Linked DNA regions of Homo sapiens: region 1 is linked to region 2. A link is a loop called in an ENCODE intact Hi-C map of the cell type or tissue named here. Cell type or tissue: endothelial cell of umbilical vein. All regions are shown on one strand.

The links. A loop is a pair of places that touch in the nucleus more often than their neighbours do. Peaks named below come from ENCODE experiments on the same cell type or tissue, not always from the same donor. Only the 100,000 strongest peaks of a DNase experiment are listed, where the experiment ranks them.
Region 1: it touches region 2 in a loop (8-fold over the local background); 10 of 110 quality-filtered maps call a loop at or near these places.

Annotation. Positions count from the first base shown.
Region 1 is chr7:106,640,663-106,645,662 of GRCh38, reverse strand. No RefSeq gene overlaps it. Among named protein-coding and RNA genes, the nearest start is that of CCDC71L, 18 kb to the left of the region's middle. In endothelial cell of umbilical vein, no CTCF peak of the experiment used is centred here; a DNase peak (open chromatin) is centred at 2,302.
Region 2 is chr7:106,540,738-106,545,737 of GRCh38, reverse strand. No RefSeq gene overlaps it. Among named protein-coding and RNA genes, the nearest start is that of CTB-30L5.1, 56 kb to the left of the region's middle. In endothelial cell of umbilical vein, a CTCF peak has its summit at 3,081 (motif pointing left); a DNase peak (open chromatin) is centred at 3,037; H3K27ac peaks cover 1,830 bases.

The DNA.
Region 1 (5,000 bases), 100 kb before region 2:
AGGCATGCACCACCATGCCTGGCTAATTTTTTGTAGTTTTAGTGGAGACGGGCTTTTGCCATGTTGTTCAGGCTGGTCTTGAACTCCTGGCCTCAAGTGATCCACCCAGCTCAGCCTCCCAAAGTGCTGGGATTATGGGCATGAGCCACCGCGCCTGGCCTTTTTCTGTCTTTTTGTGCAGATATTCAATTAGTTCCAGCACCACTTGCTGAGTAGATCTTTTTATTTTTAAAAATATTGTGTATGTGTAGAAAAAAATACTGAAGAACCACCTGAATGGTGGTTTCACCTTCTATATTTTCCATATGTTTCTACAATTAGCACAAGTGAGCAGAATATTTGAATGAGCAGATACAATATGGTAAAGAATGACAGTGAAAATAAATGCAGTAGTAGCCAGCTTCTGAAAGAGGAATCAACAGGTCATGTTGCTGAGAGGCTGATGGGTAACTCAGTCACCGATTTGCCAGTTTCTGAACTAATCACAGTGTCTGGGAGGCCTGGCTTTGTTGTGGTTCCTCTTTTTCTCTGTAGTGTGATCCAGTAGTTGAGAATCCTGTATTTTTCCACATTCACCCTTGCAACAAACCCCCATTACTTAAGACAGCTTGAATGGGTCTCTGTTTCTTGAAACCTGAAGTAAAATTACCAACAAGCCTACACATAGACAAAGCAGGCAGCTCTTCATGTTGTGTGGATGAATGACTGGAGAAAAAGAAGTGCTGGCTCCAAAAATTTTCTTCCAGGGTTTGGCCTCGATGGATTAAATTAGACACAATATGTCTTTCTATCATCATATTATATTTCTGATAGCTGTAGGTAAGTTGCTAAGATCAGGGAATAACATACTGATGCATTAATCCAATTATTTATTTTTCAAGTTTCGTTTTCACATCATTTCAGCTCAGAAATCAGAGTTCTGAAAACAAGTAAATTCCAAACTGGAGTGGAGAGAGAGCACTACAATTAGAAAATTTCTGAATGTAAGTCAAGACCTGTACCTGTGAAACTGGTCATCAGAAATGGTGCAAGGATCTTTGTCTTAGTCTGTCTTCTGCTGCTATAGCAGAATACCACAGACTGGGTAATATATAAAGAAAAATTTATTTGGCTCACAGTTCTGAAGGCTGGGAATTCCAAGATCAAGGGGCTGCATCTGGTGAGGGCCTTCTTGCTGTGTCGCACATGGCAGAAGGCATCACGTGGTGAGAAAGAGTGTGCGCACAAGAGGGAGTGAGGGGCAGAGACAGGAGGGAGGAAATGTGGGCCAAACTTCATCCTTTAATCAGTTGCCCACATCCAACGTAACTAGCCCACTCCCATGATAATGGCATTAATCCATTTATGAGGACAGAGCCCTCATGACCTAATCGCCTTGTAAAGGTCCCGCTTCTTAATACTGTCACGATGGCCATTACATTTTAACATGTCTTTTGGAGAAGACGTTAAACCAGAGCAGTCACCACAGCTTGATTTTGGATGCATGAGACAGTATGTTGTGAGTAAGGTCATGGGCTGTGGAGTCAGAATGACTGGGTGTAGAGCTTACCTGCATGACTTTACAAGCTGTGTGAGCTTGGCAGACTACAAAGCTTCCTTAAGCTTTAATTCCTTCTTCTGCAAACAGAGGTGGTTGTGAGGCTTCTATCAGGTAATGTGCCTGGCATAGAGTAAGTGCTCAATAACTGTTAGCTCTTCTGCTTGACCCCTAATTTTCTCAGCACTAGTGCTGGGGCCTGCAGGCCTTGTGTGTGTGTTTGAATTTCCAGGCTAATTATTCACTTTGCAATGAAGGCATCCTGTTTGATGGAGCCTCTGAGCCACCCCATCTGTTCAGCCATCTCTGTCTCCCCTTGTGGTTTCCCTCCTCCTTTTTAAGACCCTTAATTAGTTTTGGTGATAGAACTATCAGCACCACCTGAGCATCAGCTATTAGCAATAAATGTGGCTCCTCTGAGTAGCTATGGCATACTAATTATTTCCAAATAAAGGTAGTTTTCTGCTGCAGCTCTGATTATCTGCTAAATTATACCAGTGCCTATTTTACAATTTTTTTGTTTGTTTTAAAATCACTTGCCTCACGATTGTCTAGTTAATCCAGGAGCACCTGCAATAACATTGGGATAAAATACTTTTGTTTTATTTTTCTTTCAATTTTTAACTCCAGTGCATTTTTTTTAGTAGCCCATTGGGAAATTCTCTTTCTTCTATTTTCTGACTCATGTTTCTTAAATGGCCAATTAATTGTTTAATAGATGCTATCTCTGGGATGTTGTTGTTCTTTTCCAGGCATTAGTATTGTTGTGCCAAGTCTAGCACGTGAACTCTTTCATCCACTTTTTCTCCATGTTCACATGACAAAGGCAACAGGTCAAAAGAGCTACTGAGTTGAAACAGCTAAAAAATTCAATTCAACTAGGACTAGTTTAGCACCTGCCAGAAGCAGTAGGCTTAGGGGCTAGGTCAGGAAACACAGAAATGGACCACAAATGAATAAAATAGGGTGGGTATAGGAATAAACTCTATTTCTGGTCGGGTGCAGTGGCTCACACATGTAATCCCAGCACTTTGGGAGGAGGCCGAGGCGGGCGGATCACGAGGTCAAGAGATTGAGATCATCCTGGCCAACAGAGTGAAACCCCATCTCTACTAAAAATACAAAACAAATTAGCTGGGCATGGTGGCATGTACCTGTAGTCCCAGCTACTCAAGAGGCTGAGGCAGGAGAATTGCTTGAATCCAGGAGGCGGAGGTTGCAGTGAGCCAAGATCATGACACTGCACTCTAGCCTGGCGACACAGCGAGACTCTGTCTCAAAAAAAATAAAATAAAAAATAAAAATAAACTCTATTTCCAGCACCATGATAAAGCTGTATTTTTGTTAAGCTATGGTATAAGTGTGTAACATAATACAAACATATATTCTTTTGGATACTTATTTTAATTTTCGCGTTTGGTCTCAGTTTTGGGGAAACCATAAGGAGTGGTATACCTGCCCAATCTCGAGAGGGTAGAGCTATTTAGATATGACTGATTTTGTTTCTCTTTATAACATTTTGTGCAATAGAAATATTTCATAATAATTCATCAAGAAAACAGAGTTGAATATTGCAACTGAAGAGAAGTCTAGCTGGGAGTCAATTGCAGTCGTCCAGGAGAGGTGAAAATGACAGGAATGAGAGTGGGGGCAGGAGTGGTATAGAAGAGAGATTTGAGGGTTTTAAAACGCTTTTTTATAGTTTAATTAACATACCGTAAAATTAACTTTTTTTGGTGGGCAGTGCTGTGAGTTTTAATTTTGAGGAGGGTGAGGGGGGACAGGGTCTAGCTCTGCCACCCAGGCTTGAGTGCAGTAGCATGACTTCAGTTCACTGCAGCCTTGAAGTCCTGAGCTTAAGTGATCCTCCCACCTCAGCCTCCCGAGTAGCTGGGACTACAGGTGTGCACCACCACGCCCAGCTTTATTTTTTGTAAAGAGAGGTTCTTAACTATGTTGCTCAGGCTGGTCTCAACCTCCTGGGCTCAAGCAATCCTTCCACCTCATCTCAGTCTCAGTGTTGAGATGTGCAGTGCACAACTTGTGCAACCATAAGCAGAAAACCCCAAAAGATTCTGTCATTAGTATATAATAATTACATCTCAGTCTCAGTATTGAGGTGACAGGCATGAGCCACCATGTCTGGCTGAGCTTTAATACATGCGCAGAGCCATATAACCACCACCCCATCAAAATATAGAGCAGTTCAATGGACCCCCCAAATTCCCTCATGCTGTCCCATTGTAGTCAACTCCTCCTCCACCCTAACCCTGACAACCCCTGATCTCCATCTCCATAGCTTTGCACTTCCACAATATCATATAAATAGAACTTTATTTTATTTAATTTTTTAGACTGTTTTCTTTCATTCCGCGTAATGCCTTTGAGATACATTCATATTATTCATATATCAATAGTTCCTTTTTTTTCCTGAGCGAACTTTCATTGTATGGATATTCCAGAGTTTGTTTAACCATTCACTTGTTGAATGACATTTGTGTTATTTCCAGTTTTGGTCAATTATGAATAGAACTGCTATAAGCATCTCTGTATGGGTTTTTGTGTGAATATGTTTTCACCTCTCTAGAGTAAATACCCTGGAGTGAGGTCATATGATAAACATATGTTTGACTTTATTAGAAACTGCCAAACTGTTTTCCAAGGTAGGTGTACCATCCCACCAGCAGTGCATCCCACCAGCAGTGCATGACAGTTGCAGTTGCCCAACATCCTTGCCAGTATTTGGTATTGTCTTCCAAAATATATATATATATATTAGCCATTCTTTTACATATGTAAAGGCACCTTATTTCCCTAAATGTTAATACTGCAGAGCTTCTTTTCATGTACTTGTATATATAATATTCTGGATAAAAGATCTTTGCTGGATATGTGATTTGCAAATATTTTCTCCCAGTCTGTAGCTTGTCTTTTTGTTCTCATACAGGTGTCCTTCATAAAAGTTTTAATTTGACAAAATCCAATTTATCAATCTTTCTCTTTTAAATAAATACAATTCATAATGCTTATAACTTCAGACATAAAATTTGTGCTCTTTGTCATGTGCATTTTTGTTATATATTAATGACAGAATCTTTTGGGGTTTTCTGCTTATGGTTGCACAAGTTGTGCACTGCACATCTCTAGCAGGCATGATTTATGTGGAATACTATGTAAATGGCAACCCCTAGAGCTGTCAAATGTACAGTTTGTGCAGCATATATTATCTCCCTGGTATCTTCTTTACTGGAAGGATTGCTGTCATTGTTGTGATTCGGTTTTACTCCCTGTGCTATTCATTTGTTATTAGGTGGAGTCTATATTGAAGCTATATTTAAGAAGCTCCTATATATGAACCGTTTAAAGCATAACCTGTTGCCAGTGACTCTTCAGCTTGCTAATGGCTTATCTTTGAGGTTCCAGAAACATCATGCTTTCAGGCTGGTTTCCTTAGCTGACTCTT
Region 2 (5,000 bases):
CTATCTTAAAAACCTTGACAAACGCCCTAGAAAGGAAAATGTCTCAAGAAACTTTTCTTTAATTATTGCTACATCCAATCTCACATTCAAAATCTCAGAGGTCATTATTTATACCTCTGTTTCCTTCGCTTTTCACATGTAATACATCAGCAAGTTCTGCTGACTTCACCTTTAAATCTATGTGAAACTGTGTCACTGTCAGATCACCACTGCTACCATCCTCGTTTTCATGGCCACTATCTCTCACACAGACTGCTGTCATGATGCTGGTCTTCCTGTTTCAGTGGTGGATGGTAAACATTCCCCTTGCTGTCTAAGAGGAAAAGCCCTACTTTGTAGTCTTCACCAGTTTCTGTGGTGTAAACACTTCCACCACGGCCATTTCAAACTACCAACATGATGTCAATGAACAGAGAGTTGGGAAGAGAGGCACAGATAAAAAGATGTAAGTAACCTCCAGTGCATCAATAATGGTGAATGTAGTAAAATAATTAGAAAGTGATTTTTAAAAATTATTTACAATTGATACAGGAGCTAGAAATTGTTTAGGCAGACAGTAAGGGTAAGAAAGTCCTCCATAAGGTTTTCTTTTCGGTGAAAAGCAGCCCCCAAATCATTTCTTTTCTAACAAAGAGCAGCCTGTAAAATCAAGCTGCAAACAGAGATAATAAGCAAGCTGGAAGCTTGCACAGGTGAATGCTGGCAGCTGTGCCAATAGGAAAAGGCTACCTAGGGGCTAGACATGTTCAACATGGCGGCTCCATCTTCCCTTTTCTTTGTCAACCTCGTGTGCAGTAAGGAGCAGACAACATGGCATCAGCCAGGTAGAAAACCCATTTGCATAATAAAAGGTTAGGGTGGGATGGCCAGCTTCTTCCCACGCTATATAAATGTCACACCTGGTACAACCAATCTTTGGGCCTTATGTAAATCAGACACCACCTCTCAAGCCAGTCTATGAAACCCTGTGCATTTTACCACAGAAGTGGAAGACCCACTTGGGCGCTGCTCTCTCTCTCTCTCTGCAAGAGAGAGAGCTATCCTCTTTTCTCTTTCTTTCACCGATTAAACCTTTGCTCTTAAGCTCACTCCTTGTGCGTCCGCTTCCTCTATTTCCCTGGTATGAGATGACGAACCTCAGGAATCACCCCAGACAAATGATGCCATTTCACAATCTTTTTTAATATCACTTATTTGTGAGTTTATATAATTTAATTTTCAATAATTGTTGTGTTTAACAATTGGTTCACAAATTCCTGAAAATTTAATAGCTCTTGTGCCTCCAGCACACCACTGCTTCCTCTCTTAAGCCCCTACAGTCCAGGGGCCAATTCCCTACACTGCAGTCCGATTCCCTACAGCCAGACCCTGTGACCAGAGTGATCTTTAAAAAACCCATATCTGATAGGCCAGGCACGGTGGCTCACGCCTGTAATCCCAGCACTTTGGGAGGCCGAGGCGGGCGGATCACGAGGTCAGGAGATCAAGACCATTCTGGCTAACACGGTGAAACCCCGTCTCTACTAAAAATACAAAAAATTAGCCGGGCGTAGTGGTGGGCGCCTGTAGTCCCAGCTACTCGGGAGGCTGAGGCAGGAGAATGGCGTGAACCCGGGAGGCGGAGGTTGCAGTGAGCCGGGATAGCGCCACTGTACTCCGGCCTGGGCGAAAGAGCGAGACTCCGTCTCAAAAAAAAAAAAAAAAAAAAAAAAAAAAAAAAAAAAAAGTACATCTGATAACATTAGACTAAAATCTAAACTCCTCACCATGACCTTCAAGACCCTTCAAAGTCAAGCTCTGCTTACCTCTCAAATCTCACTTTTTTTTTTGAATTTTTACAGCCCCAATTTTATTTTACAAACCAATGGCAGCTACTAGAAGATTCTTTAGGAAACCTTAGCTAAGCCACATAATCAGGCCTATACAAGTACAGAAAAAGCTAAACATCAAATCTCACTTTTTGAACATTCTCTCTTCTCACTCGGTCCTCTCCAGCCACATTGGCCATTCTGCTGTGTTCTCAGACACACCAAGTCATTTATTCCTTAGAAACTTTGCACTTGTTATTCTCTCTGCCTGGGATGCTTTTCCTTCAGAGATTCCCAAGGCTTGCTCACATCTCTAAAACAAGTCTTTTCCCCGACTACTCTTTAAGGGAGAGTCCACCTTTTCCACCCTCAGCATACTCTAGTCCATCTCCTTGCTTGATTTTCTTCACTGAACTTTCACTATCTGGAATTTATTATCTGTTTGTTTCTTTATTTGTTGTTGTCCCACTAGATTGTGAGTGTGAGGAGGGCAGGGGCTTTGTCTATCTGGTTCATTGCTGTATCCCTGGGGCCTAGAACAGCACCTGGTCCTTGAAGAGCATTAGAGCCTTCACATTCCACGGCCCCTGGGGTATTCACTATGGATAGTGTTCCTCTGTGGAACATCATTCATGCAGGATAAATCAATGGTAAACAAATCTTCAGTGAATGTGTGCTGTCTGCTCAGCAATGTGCTATAACTGCTTGACTTGTGTTTTGAGCTCTAACATTTCAAAAAGTCTGCCAGAGCCTTGCATATCTCCCAGATTGGAAAGAATGAGAATTCCTTATGATCAGAAATCACAAGACTGAGAATACTAGTTTGTTTTTTTAGAAGAGTCTTACTTGCAGGAATAGTTTCAAAATAGTTGCCTCATAAACTTCTGAGCCCTGGAAGTCCTGACTATTTCTGCCTGGCTCTTGAAATTTGTTCTGGCACTGTCTGAAGCTCTTCTTCACTCCAGCTTTGGGCTTCTGGATGAAAGCTCCTGGTTTTTTTTTTTTTTTTTTTTTTTTTTTCCACTCACCACTGTGAACTACACACCCAAATCCCCAACCCCAGCATTTTTCTTTATTCTGTCTTTGGCAGTTGTTTTTGTATTCTGGTTTTAGTTTGATGTTTTCAGACTGTTTCCTGTTCTAGCCATGGGCTATCTCTGGCTGGCTTCAGTGTGTCTTGTAGAATTTGTGCCCCACCTCCCTCTAGCTGCTTGTTTTTTCCACATTCTCTGTCTCTGAGTAGGGATTTTCTTACGCCCTGTTCACATCTGCCCCCTCCTGGCAGGTATGATATTTAGTGGAGTGAACTTGACTCTAGTTCTTGATCAGTTTTGTGCTTAATTTAGTATTGACTCTAGGTCTTGATCAACGCATCCTTCTACATGTAATGGGCAACGTTTATTCAGTTCCTAGCTTTGACCAGCTAGATGAAGAATGTGGACAAAACACAGGAGAGTAGATAAGTCAGTGCTCATTACAGGGGGTGTGTGCCCCACAAGAGCTGCATAAGGTGGTCCATTGGGAAACTGGAAAGAAATGTTAGAAACTCTCTTTCTAATTTTATTTTTTAATTTCCATATTTGTGTATGATCAAAGCAACTTTATGGACAAAGATGTATGATCAATAGAGTTTGGAGACCACTGTTCTGGATAATAATTCTACTTATACTTTATAACCAATAATGACTCAGTCATTTACACACAGTGTGTACATTATGTAAAATAAATCATATTCACCCCCACATTGAATCATTTTTATTGCTGGTGTCTGGGCAGTCATGAAATTCTTCATGCCCCTCTTACATTATAAAGTTCTTACTAGGTACAGTTTAATAAACCTATGGCTAGGGGTGAGCAGTGAGGGAATACTATATCATACTGACTGTTTGATCTTTCCAGAAATACTATTCCTTGTGAAAGATTCATCCTATTTTAAATGTGAGCCTCTGCAAATCTTAAAATAGTTGAAATGCTTCCAAGTGAAATAATATGTCATATCACTGAATCAGTTAAAATATGCTTCGACTCAAAATATCTTTGATATTGTGTGTTTTAAACTTTATTGAAAATCACTTAACATTTATTAAGAACTTTTTGTTTTTCTTTTGTACTGGGTGGATAGTTGTCAACTTGGCATTATCCCTGCCTCTTGCCATGGAGCTTTTGGGTTTGATTCTGCTACTGAGAGGAATTTGCATGACATTTGGAAAGAGATAATAGAAGTCATCATTTATGGTTATGGACAAAAGTAGGGACAGTGGCAGACTCGAGGCAGCTTCTCTGTGAACTACTGCTTGGGTGCTGTAAGCAGCTGAGACCAGCAGTAGTGGTTTCCCTGATAATCCTGTTTCATAAATGAAACAACATTTTACTTTTATTTTTTATAAAATCCAGATTCTGCACAACTGACTTAACCTTTTAAACATATTAATTTGACCCCCAAATTAATCTATAATTTCATAGCAAATCCAACCAAAATTCAGGTAAAATTTTTCTTTTTCTGCGGGATTAGGGTGGGGAGAGGGTAGGGAACCTGATAAACTATTTCCAAAATATATAAAGTAGAATAAGGGTTCACATTAGGAAAAGCAACTATACCACATAAAAACATAAAATGGAAGATTCACACCACTAGATACTAAAATGTTTTACAAAGTCATAGACAAAAAAAATAATGTGGTACTTGCAGGTAGACAAAGCAGTGAAATAGAGAACTATATATGCACAGCAGATCCTCAGATAACATAATTTCATTCAACATCATTTAATTATAATGTTGATATGAAAAAAAATGGATTCCCAGCCAGGGAAACTCCACTGTGTGGAGTCTGCACGTTCTCCCAATGTCTGTGTGGGTTTTCTCCGGGTATTCCAGTTTCCTCCCACGTCCCAAAGATGTACATGTTATGTGAGTTGGTGTGTCTACACGATCCCAGTGTGAGTGAGTGTGGGATGGTGTCCTCTCCAGGGTGTGTTCCCGCTTCATGCTTTGAGCTGCTGGAATATGCCAGTTGCAATATAATAAATGAATGAATACAAATTATTGTCAAATAAAAATTCATAAAGTAGACAATAATCATACAAACGCATGACAGTAACTGATGTGGTAGGAAAGCGTTCAGTGGCTGGGTGTGGTGGCTCACGCCTGTAATCCCAGTACTTTGGGAAGCCAAGGCCAGCGGATCACCGGAG